Linked DNA regions of Homo sapiens: regions 2 and 3 are each linked to region 1. A link is a contact called in ENCODE Hi-C data. All regions are on one chromosome and are shown on one strand. The core of a region is the stretch at or near the end of the contact, and the rest is flanking DNA. Distances in the headings are between cores, read along the strand shown. Region 1 overlaps FREM3 (FRAS1 related extracellular matrix 3). Region 2 overlaps GAB1 (GRB2 associated binding protein 1). Region 3 overlaps GAB1 (GRB2 associated binding protein 1).

Region 1 (3,595 bases), core at 520-3,019:
GCAGTCAGCCATGACCAAGCCACTGCACTCCAGCCTGAGTGACAGAGCTAGACCCTCTCTCTAAAGAAATTAATTATTAATTCATTAGTTAAGAATTAAAAGCACAGCTAAGAATAGAGTTATGATCTGTGTGAGAGAATTCATAACGCACCCTAGTTCCTAATGTGGTTATTTTTTCTGGTTCACAGGCCTCTCAGTCTTAGACTCATTTTTATTTTAGAGAAAATAAAGCCACTCCTCTGAGTTTTTGCCTCTCACTAAGCAAGTAGCATAAACAACTGAATGAAACCACTGCCACTTTTAGAAACCAAAAATCACTGTTTCAATACGTAAATGACTTAACTATATACACTCTTCATTGTCTGGAGTCACAGAAGACAGACATTCTTCAGTGTCTGCTGAACTGAAGACAGTATTTTTAATAGAAAAACTACCTACAGATTGCTTTCTAATTGAGTTTCAACTAAGCTGAGCTTCTGAGCAATTTGCTTACAATTCCCTATCAAGGCACAGATATACTGGGTTGTCTCCATGTATGAGAATGATTCGGGTTTTTCTAAAGTAATTTACAAAAAAGTAGGAGTGACTATGCTTATGTCCACTTGCACACTTTTCTTCAGCCTGTGTTTATGAGAAATTGGCAGAGAAACAAAATATATGTATGAAGCATGGGGTGGATATCAAACCCTGGCCTCATTAGAAGACCATATAGTAAAACATGAAAGGCACACCTGGTATCTAACCGTGTCAGGTTTTCAGAGGCCCATGCCCTAGCAATAGCACCAAACTGGAAAGTCAGTGGCAATAAAATTTCAGCCCTTTCATGAATTGAAGCCAAACAAGCCAACATTAAGGGTGAGGGATGCGCTAATCAAGTGATCAAGGAACACAGTGTTTTATTCATTGGGTGTGTTATTAGATATAGACATGCAAACAGAAGTTTCTGCTTTTGCTTCTATTTTTTGGCAGTTGTTTGAGAAAGTGAATACAGGAATGTATTGTTATGCAGTGTGGCAAAAGCAGAGGAAGGTTTAGGGCCTCAGATCATTGTTAGTGATGCCATTGAGGTTCCAGTTCTTTGCTTTTACTTTTTTCTTCTTTCTACCTCTGCTTCCACCTTCTCTTCATTTGCTTTTTATTTCTTTGACCCAGCTTGTAGAATAAGCTCTGGATACTCATCATGTTCATCGGTTCTTGAGTCACTTTCCAGCCCTGTAGTAATACTCCACCTGTGACTTTATTTACATTACTTATGCCTTATCTTTCATTCTGCTAAATAGTGTTTAGAAAATATAAAACACTTTCATCTATTTACTAAAAAGTGTTTGCATAAGATAACAATTTTATTTTAAAAGTAATTTCTGTAAGTTATAATAAGCAACTTTTATTATATCTGACTATAGTCATATCTAATAAATGCACTGAAGAAGGTGTGGAATTTGTTATTTTTATAAGTACAAATTCTCTGAAACAGAATGCCTTGTTATGATGTTTACTCAAAAAAAGCTAAGAACATCAGAAAACTCTGCTAAGAAAATCCTACTAAAGAGAGGGAAATTGAATTCCCTTTGAGACTAGCTAGGGAAAATGTTTCATTCACACAATGAGTTTCAAGGAGCTAGACATCCTCTTTAATTATCGGGGAAGGCACTAAGCCCTACTCCGGGCAGACATTTTGTAGTGCTGGCAGGATTACAGCTGGAAGCATTCTTGCTTAGGAGAGCCAGTTGAGTTACTCAACTGAAAAAGTTATGATGGATTGAAAATGGCATGTGGTCTCTACTTCCTCTGATTAAAACAAAGCAGAATGTGTGCCAGTTGGCAAGGAACTGGGAGAAAAAAAAATGAGTTTCCTGAGACAATGATTTTCTAGTCTTTTTAAGCGACTGATATAATGTTGGAGTTCAACGATTATTTGAGGCAAGACTTGTAATAGATTTCCCAGTTCCTTTTTTTTTAAAGTAGTTTGATTTAATATGAAATGTTAATTTAATAAACACTGCCCAGCATTAGATTCTCAGTTGGCAAAATTATTTATGCAGATAAATTAAAGAGAGAAAAGACAAATCAATTTTTTCCTTAAGTAGTTTATTTTCAGTAGAATAAATCTATAGATCTTAATTTAAGAGATCTGTATATAGAATATAGTGGTGAAATTGAATTTAAATTTTCTGTTAATTTTTAGTAACTTCCACATAAAATACAGTATTCCTCCAATAAAATATATGTTGGTAACAAAAATACTACTAGCATTACTTGTGACTTCGCAACTATTAGAAATATCAAATTACAGATACTTTATTATCAAATTACAGGTATTGCAGAGATGTCAAAATACTCTTCACAGCCATTATTACTTTAAATTTTGGTAATAATTTTATTAAAAATTGTTTAACAGTTTTCTTGAGATATAATTCATATACCATACAATTTGCCCATTTAAAGTCTATAATTCAATGGTTTTTAGTATATTATACATTTTTTTACATTGTGGTAAAATATATATAACATAAATTTTGTAATTTTAACCATTCTTAGGTATACAATTCAGTGGCATCAATTATATTTACAATGTTATGCAACTATCATTACTGTTTTCACAACCTTCCATCACTCCAAACAGAAACCCTTTATTTATTAAACAGTAATACTCCCCCTTTCTCCAGCCTCTGGTAACCTCTAATCCACTTTATGTCTCTATGAATTTACCTTTCTAGATATTTCACATAAGTGGAATCATACAATATTTTTCCATTTGTGTCTCGCTTATTTCACTTAGCATATTGTCTTAAAGGTTTATCCATGTTTTAACATGTATCATCACTTTGTTTTACGCTGAATAATATTCCGTTGTATGTACATATCATATTTTGTCTATCCACTCATCTATTGATGGACATTTGGGTTGTTTCCACCTTTTGGCTATTGTGAAAAATGCTGCAGTGAACACTGGCATACAAGTATCTTTGAGTCTCTGATTTCAGTTCCCTTGGATATATACCTAAGTGTAGAATTTCTGTATCTCATTCAATAATTGTATGTTTAGCTTTTTTAGAAACTGCCAAACTGCTTTCCATAGCAGTTGCAGAATTTTTTTAATATCCTAATAATTGTGTTGTAATATAATTGGTTTTTGCATATCCTATGCATTTTCTTTTATGCATGTAGAAACATTGTTCTATGAAGGGGATTGTAGGCTTTCCCAGACTGCCAGCACGCTCCATGGCACAAAAATGTTCAAGAACCTCTGCACCTATCTTCTATTTTATCTAAGACAAAATAATTTAAGTTTGTAAAACCCTGGCAGGTATTTAAAGCCTGAAACTAAGAAGAGCAATCAATATAAAAATAGTGACTTTGCATAATCTTAGAAGGTTAGTACAGATAAGCTAGACTGATTACTAAAATGAAAAATGCTTTCAGAACAAAATGTGCTGGATTGATAGTGTAAGAAATATCTTTAACAATAAACATGTTGAGAAAACATAATATGCATTTCAGTGGGTAATTATGATAAATCAGGCCTTTGATATCCTAGAACACAAGGGCTAGTTAGATGAGTACACTTTGAAATCCAGATAGTTCTTGAAACATG
Region 2 (3,595 bases), core at 464-2,963, 310 kb after region 1:
CTAGTCAATAAAAGTAAATTGTATAGAAGTTCACCTTAAATTCTCCTTTTGGCTTATTACCAGTAACTTTTACCATGGTACTTAAAAAAATATTTTCAGTAAGACCAAAATTGCCGCAGAAGTCACACGAAAAACAAAACTTTGGCACATGAAAAAAATTCTTATTAACAACAAGCATCAGGATTCTGAGAAAAATCAACCCACGAGACAACTTTTTTTAGCATGATGGCAAGAATTTGGGAAAAGGGAACTTACAGGAAAAAGAGTTTGTTTTGCCAATTATTCATTCACCTTTTTTTCCTTCTATTTTTGTAGTGTCCAAGTAGGATTCCTTACCCCAAACCTAATTTTATTTTCCATTTTGTCCTTTAAAGATCTCAATCTTCTGATTATAAAATCTAACAGTTAACCACTGAAAAGGCAACAATTCCATGAATGCAGGTTTTTTAACCTTTAGTTCAAAAAACAAAACTTAGAATGGAAACAAAGTATTTTTTATCTCAAATAATAAAAGCAAATTTAAAATAGAAAAATAACGTAAGAAACAAAATCAGAATCAGGAGAATGTAAACTGAAAAATTTCCCAGTTCTTGAATTCCGGTTTTTTAAAATTGATGTGATATATATGGGATTATTCTCCCCCTCATTATTTCAGAGTAGGACACAGAGTGGTGAATCTACTTATACAAAAGAAACATCTGTCTTCAATCCAGGATTCATATAAAGTTAGATCATTTGCACAAGGCCATATAGTTTTATGCAACATACAATAAACAGCCATTTCCTCTTCTACTCTCTAAAATCATTATAAACCAAAGACACTAAAAAATCAAGCAGGCTGCAACTTGCCCAACCTACAGAAATGAGAATCTCTTTTTGGGTATTTTGAACTAACAGTGACTCATGGAAAAAGGCAGGTTGCTGTCAAATTGAGATCTTCAAAGTTAGGGTTCCCCAGCGTTCCTTTGAACCAAGGAACCCTGAAATTGGAGCAAATGCACAGTATAACACAATAGGGAGAAACCATCACCATCACTTTAGGGGTTAACAAACACCCTTTGCCACTGGCAACCCCTGAAAATCTCAGAGAGACCCAGTAGGGAAGGAAGAGGTACTCTAGGAAAGACTTTGACATCCACCATTAGATTCCAATCTTTGGCTGGCCTGATTATAAATGAATATGAAAAGGACATACTCAACAATGACCAGGGCACACAGCCTTACAGAGAGCTTAGAGCACTCACACAGGGGATAAGGCACAACTTTTCATAATGTTAAACACTGAAGAGCAGTGATGTTTTGGGAAACCCAATAATCCTACAACTGGACACAGTATCATGCAGCCACTAGAAATGGTCATCACAAAGCACATGGAAATGTTCTCTCATTATACACCGAGGGAGGAGGAGAACAGGACTTGTCTAGCCTTTACTGTTTTCATATTGGGTAAAGACAGATAAAAATGCTTCCGTGGGTTTTTTGTTGATTTGTTCTGCCTGTGTACAAAACTCATTAATGGAAATAGTTAATAATCTACTTTCAGTATCAAACATTTTCAGTATCAGATCCAGCATGCTACATCTCATCTGGATGAGGGGGTCATCATCTGACCAGAATTTACTATAGTTTCACATTTATTTCCTGTTACTCAGAGAAAACGGAAATGGCCCCAAAGGAGGCCAACCCTGGGGCACCTGACAGCTGGGGTTCTTTACGACATCACTCCTTAAGTACTGTTTAACTTCTCATACCATTTAAAATGTTATCACACATTTACTTAGCTCTGCAGTTTATAACCAACCTACCAAACGGGACAAGCCAGTCTGGATTATACAATATGTAAATAAGCCAGGGAGCTAAGGAGCAAGCTGACAGCAGGACAAGTTGGAACCGGGATAGAAGTTAAACCTTACTACACCTGAAGGCAGCCTCTTCATTCACTTTCTCTTCATAGTGCTTTATAACTAAAACATGGAGAATACAAACACCAATTCAAAAAATTCTACGTATCCCCACAAATACCAATTAGTAAGTCACCAAAATTAATTAAAGGAAACATACAAGTCAATATTTAAATTTCATTTAGCTTTTTTAATCTGATGAACCTACTGAATACTCATATTTGGGCCTGAAAATATTAATGCATTCTAAAGAGATTATCAGTAATGTGTATCTTCTTCTCACACACACATGCTGTCAGCTTAAATGTGGGCACAGTGGCAGAACTGAAGTTTCACTAACGTTGTTTTAGGACTTGAATAAATTGTTTTAGTTTCATGTGTGTACTTGTTTGAAAAACAGATTTTATATTCACCACCTTCAGAGATGTTGAACGCATATCACGAAACTGGTAACACTGCATGAGTATTCCTATTGTGTCAAATACAACAAATTGACATGAGAGAAGCTCTACAAATGAAATATTTAACATTTTATAATAAAAAAGAAAAATACCGAAACAACATTCAAAGGTATTCATCAACTCACATTGCTTCATGAAGATTACAATCGCCTATAAATTTGTCTTTTAAACAGGCTGTTACAATTCAACTGGAAAAAAAGCTATGAAACTTAAAATTGTGTCTATACAATTAATTATGAGTAGATGGTGATCATGTAAGAATCACTGACAAAATTACATGTAAATCATTTAAGAGCAACAAAAGACAGGTGAAATTTAATAACTTCAATCTAAAAACTTTAAGGCATACACACACGTACACACAACGTATAAAATATATAATCATTAAAATGTCTGTTGAAAATTTAGGGCTTGGTTTAACGTACCGGAGTTCTTTCCTAGGTTCTTAGTTTTTAAAAGTGGTTTTTTAAAATAGCAATTTATATAACAGACACATTTCTCAGCATAGTTGCATCCTCTTTCCCTTCCACTAAAGGAGAGATTTACAAAACATGTATAAAAAAATAGGAATGCTCAAATTTATTCTTCCCTCTTTCTGATAATTCATATATATATATATATGATTTAAAACTAAGTCTTAAGAACCATCTTTGAAGAGATAAAGGAAAGGAAAAAGCCCTTAGGGTAGAAGGAATCATTTCCTGGAAATACTACTAAATACACACTTAAGGAGGGGTGAGAGTTGGCATCATGAGACTGTATCTTTCTATTCCAAAGGGTAAGTACAAGACAGGTTGCAAATTGGCCCAAACTATGGAAACTACCACACTGTGGTCAGCACCCACAGCTTCCGCAGATTCTAGATTCAAATGCCACCTCATCACACTGTCATCCCTACCCACCCTTCACAACAGGTAAACAGGAAAAAAATAATCAAGGTGAATGATTTTCAAAGAGTTCCCTGGTGATTTTGATACTCCCCTCACCTGTCCCCCAGAATGAAAACTAGAGAGCTAAGTGTATGCTGCCTCATGTTCTCACCCTTAAAACCCTGTATATTAAAATATCTGATAACCCCTGGTTCCAATGGACTCCTCCCTTGCCCAGTTTTAGAGTCCAAAGTTGTGGTTTCAGCCAGACAGGTGTCAAAGTCAAAAAAGTATTTCTGAACAGATACAGATGTCAGGCCACAAAACTGAAGGCTTGTAAAAACAATGTCTATACTATATAGAG
Region 3 (3,595 bases), core at 461-2,960, 290 kb after region 1:
CTAAGTCTTTGAATTTTCAAAAACAGTTATATTTTATTTGAGGCAGAACTATGGGAATATATAATAATTCAAATTATTTTACATAAGCTTGGGATGTAGTTCTGCCTTAAAATTGAAGAAATGAACCATTATATATGTCCAAACTTTCTCTAGCCTGTGGTTATATGAATTGCTAAGTTGCCTCATAACAGCATATAAATTAGTTTGATTTTATAGCTTGGCTAAGAATATCTTGAAATAAAAAGAGCACTAGAGATTCAAAATCTGATAAGTAAAATTAAAGATAGTACCATGAGACTTTTGTACACAGAATGTAAAAATAACAGGGTTTCAAGATTCAATATTCTCATTTTATGAATAAAAAAACTGAGGCCCATGTCAATATTCTCATTTTATGAATAAAAAAACTGAGGCCCACGATTTAAATGATCTCTTAGACTTAACCAGGGTCCACGTTAGAAATTCAATGGAAGAAACAAAATTAGAATCTAGTATGCTAATGCCTAATTCAAGGTATGGTTCAGAATGGACCCCCTCTGATGATATAATACTGTATTGTAAGCCCCAAAAGAGCAGAAACTGTGTCATATTGCTGGTTCTCTCTAAGCTCCTACAAATTACCTTACTTAATACATATTACTGGCCAGGCACAGTGGCTCACATCTGTCATCCCAGCACTTTGAGAGGCCAAGGCAGGATAGCTTGAGCCCAGGAGTTCAAGGCCAGCCTGGGCAACATGGCAAAATCCTGTCTCTACAAAACATACAAAAAATTAGCCGGGCACTGTGGTGTGCACATGTAGTGCCAGCTACTCAGGAGACTGAGGTGGGAAGATCACTTGAGCCCAGGAGGTCGAGGCTGCAGTGAGTGGAGATCACTGCAGGCTAGCTTGGGTGACAGAGCAAGATCCTGTCTCAATCAAGCAATCGATCAGCCGGTCAATCTAATTCTCCCTGTGGTGGGAGAAGGGAATCAGAGGTGGCTGATATAGTAGGCTACCTCATATTTCATTTCTAACCTTTATAGTTTGTTAGATCCTAGGGTCTCAGCACATAGTTATGCAAAATCACTGCTAACCGTACCTGGAGAACAGAGCATCGCAAAACCCAGATGTATCATCTTAAGGATATCCTTAAGGATGCAGGATTGGAAGGCAGGAGACACTTGCAAATCAGTTAACCTATCCGGCTTAAGATTTCTCTGCTCCAGAATGAATAAACTCTATTTTTTGTATCTCTAAGTCCTCTTCCAACATTAAATGTTATTGCTCTGCCTGTTTCCTGAATTTTATACATTTGACACAAACATTAATACTTTAATAAACCCTTTTCAACTTGCCTCTTTGTTTGCTGAATTATATGCATAACTCTGTTACATATATAACTCTGAATTGTAGTCCCCAGCAACCCCTACCCCACCTCAATGAATGAGGCTTTGGTCTGCAATGGCCACTGAGTCCCCCTTTTTTTCATAACACATTTTCTACCAGAAAAGCTCCTCGGGTTTGGGGGATTTGGCCCCTATCACATCTAGTTCCTGGCTTCGGGGCCTAAGGCTAGGCCACTGACATCAAAAATACTGTTGGGAGGCCATGGTCTCTCCAGAGAGGCTGCCCCTGTTTGGTCTCTGGTGAGACCTTGAGCAAATGAATGCTGCTCAGACTACTGGGAGATACAAAGGGTCAGCTGCAGAGTCTGGCAGTGTGAAGCTTGTCCCAGGCCAGAGGCACAAGGTCAGAGAGAGGCCAGGGCTTGGAGTATGAGCTCTGTCGTATAACCTGAAACTTGAGACGGTGGTTCAGAAAGATACTCAGACAAAGAAAAAACAAGAGAGGTTTAGAGACTAGAAAAACGAGAGAGAGAGAGAGAGAGAGAGAGAGAGAGAGAGAGAGAGAGACACTTTGGAAGTTCCAATAGGCTGTCACAAAAAAGCAAATGTTTCTATCATCCATGTAGGTCAAAATAACATGCATTTATTGTATTTGTGAGCGAAATAGGACCTTACTAATTGTTGCTAAGCATAAAGATTTTTGTTACTAATATATGAGTGTCAAGAAAAAGGCCAGGATACAAGATTTTCATAATTAAGAAAAGAACCAGAACATATATTGTATATTTGCATAGGACTTTACAGTTTGCAAATCACCTTCACACAAATTCTGCTCTGATCCACACAACTATCCCCATGACATTAAAAGAAACTGAGGCTTGCGAGTATGATTTACTTGTCCAAGATGCCCAAACTGCTATACATCTGCTACATCTTCAGGTCTGCTGGGAGTTCTTCTACCACACCACCAAGTCTCTTTAAAACTACTTTTCCTCAAAAGCAACCTTTTCAGAGAAACAAAATTTATCCTTATGCATTTTTACAATTTTTCAATTTTATTTCATTCTTAGTATTGAAAGTTGCTGTAGGTTGAGTATTATTAAACAGTGTTTTTATACGCTATACATCATTGCCCCTTGTACGGCAAAGCGTGTGAGTATATGATGAGTTAAATAATCTTTGAGGGCTAATATGGAAACTTTGCCACCACGTGTACTATACTATCATTTCTATGGGACGTTCTGTTCCAAGCTACATTCAACAGACCTAAAAGGGATTGTTTAAAACACATGAACGTGGCTAAAAATAATCACCACTGCAAACCAGAAATTTCTTGGATTTCACTTCTCTTTTTCATTTCATTTAAACATATACAGACATACACAGAGCTTGTTTTCACTGAGCAGCACATACGGCCTAAAAAGCTAAGTATTTCTGTATAACAGAAGAAATTTCATAAAACTCCCACATTATGATGGTGGATTACATAAAGAAGTGGGAAAGTCCCCTCTGTCCCCAAACTGTGCCAAGACATCTGACATGCTCTTATCTGCCAGGACTATACAGTTATTCAACTTAGAATCCATTTTTTAGATAAATTAGCATAATATCATAATGATCCAAAAAAGTTCAAAAAGAACTTCTTGCCAGAATAATTAACTTCCTGAGGTCCTCCAAAAGATCTGTTCTGAGAAAAACGTCTCCCTGCCAAGGCATTTCAAATACTAAAAGCAGAGTGGCAGATTTTCAGTTATAAATTTCAACAAATCACCAACCATACATGGTTGAAAGTTTTTTCAATGAGAATCAAGGTGTCAAGTTTAAGATACAAGAAACAAAAACCCTCCCCCCAACAAAAGCCAGCTTCCAAAAAGGAACTAATCAAAGCATTGTTGCAACCACTATGTCTATTAAAAGAAACAGGTGATCAGAACATTAGGATAAGTTCAGTTAACAAGTTCTTCTGATGCTTTTTATAGTACTTGGCTTATTAAAAATGGATTCATCCACAACTTTTCGGAAACATTTTTGTTGTGTAAATTCAGATGTGACTGTATTGAGCTTAAACCAAAGCAAACAAAACAAGAAAAAAAAAAAAACCACCAGACTAAATCTAAATATTATTCTGGAAAACATTCATCAGTTAGCTTTTACTCTACCTCAAAGAGCAGGTATTATGAGGCCTGGTGGCTCGAGACCCTGCCATTTTCTCCTTTGCCCTCAACTCACAACAGTCCTTCCAGTAGAATATTTGAAAAGACAGACT

What was found. A loop is a pair of places that touch in the nucleus more often than their neighbours do. Pooled maps may share reads with other maps.
Region 2: a loop to region 1 is called in a map with no recorded cell type, with 8 times the contacts of the local background. The contact joins two enhancer-like sites. A Hi-C loop is called at or near these places in 3 of 37 single-sample maps with no recorded cell type and 4 of 50 pooled maps.
Region 3: a map with no recorded cell type shows a loop between it and region 1 (7-fold over the local background). The contact joins two enhancer-like sites. A Hi-C loop is called at or near these places in 3 of 37 single-sample maps with no recorded cell type and 4 of 50 pooled maps.

Annotation. Positions count from the first base shown.
Region 1 is chr4:143,665,790-143,669,384 of GRCh38, reverse strand. All of the region lies in intron 2 of FREM3 (FRAS1 related extracellular matrix 3), which reads left to right. Among named protein-coding and RNA genes, the nearest start is that of FREM3, 33 kb to the left of the region's middle. Within about 2 kb of position 1,769, at least 2 of the 41 ENCODE cell types and tissues checked have a DNase peak (open chromatin) inside an H3K27ac peak, as active enhancers do.
Region 2 is chr4:143,357,254-143,360,848 of GRCh38, reverse strand. All of the region lies in intron 1 of GAB1 (GRB2 associated binding protein 1), which reads right to left. Among named protein-coding and RNA genes, the nearest start is that of MIR3139, 16 kb to the right of the region's middle. Within about 2 kb of position 1,713, at least 24 of the 41 ENCODE cell types and tissues checked have a DNase peak (open chromatin) inside an H3K27ac peak, as active enhancers do.
Region 3 is chr4:143,376,931-143,380,525 of GRCh38, reverse strand. The region is part of intron 1 of GAB1 (GRB2 associated binding protein 1); the gene reads right to left. Among named protein-coding and RNA genes, the nearest start is that of MIR3139, 35 kb to the right of the region's middle. Within about 2 kb of position 1,710, at least 17 of the 41 ENCODE cell types and tissues checked have a DNase peak (open chromatin) inside an H3K27ac peak, as active enhancers do.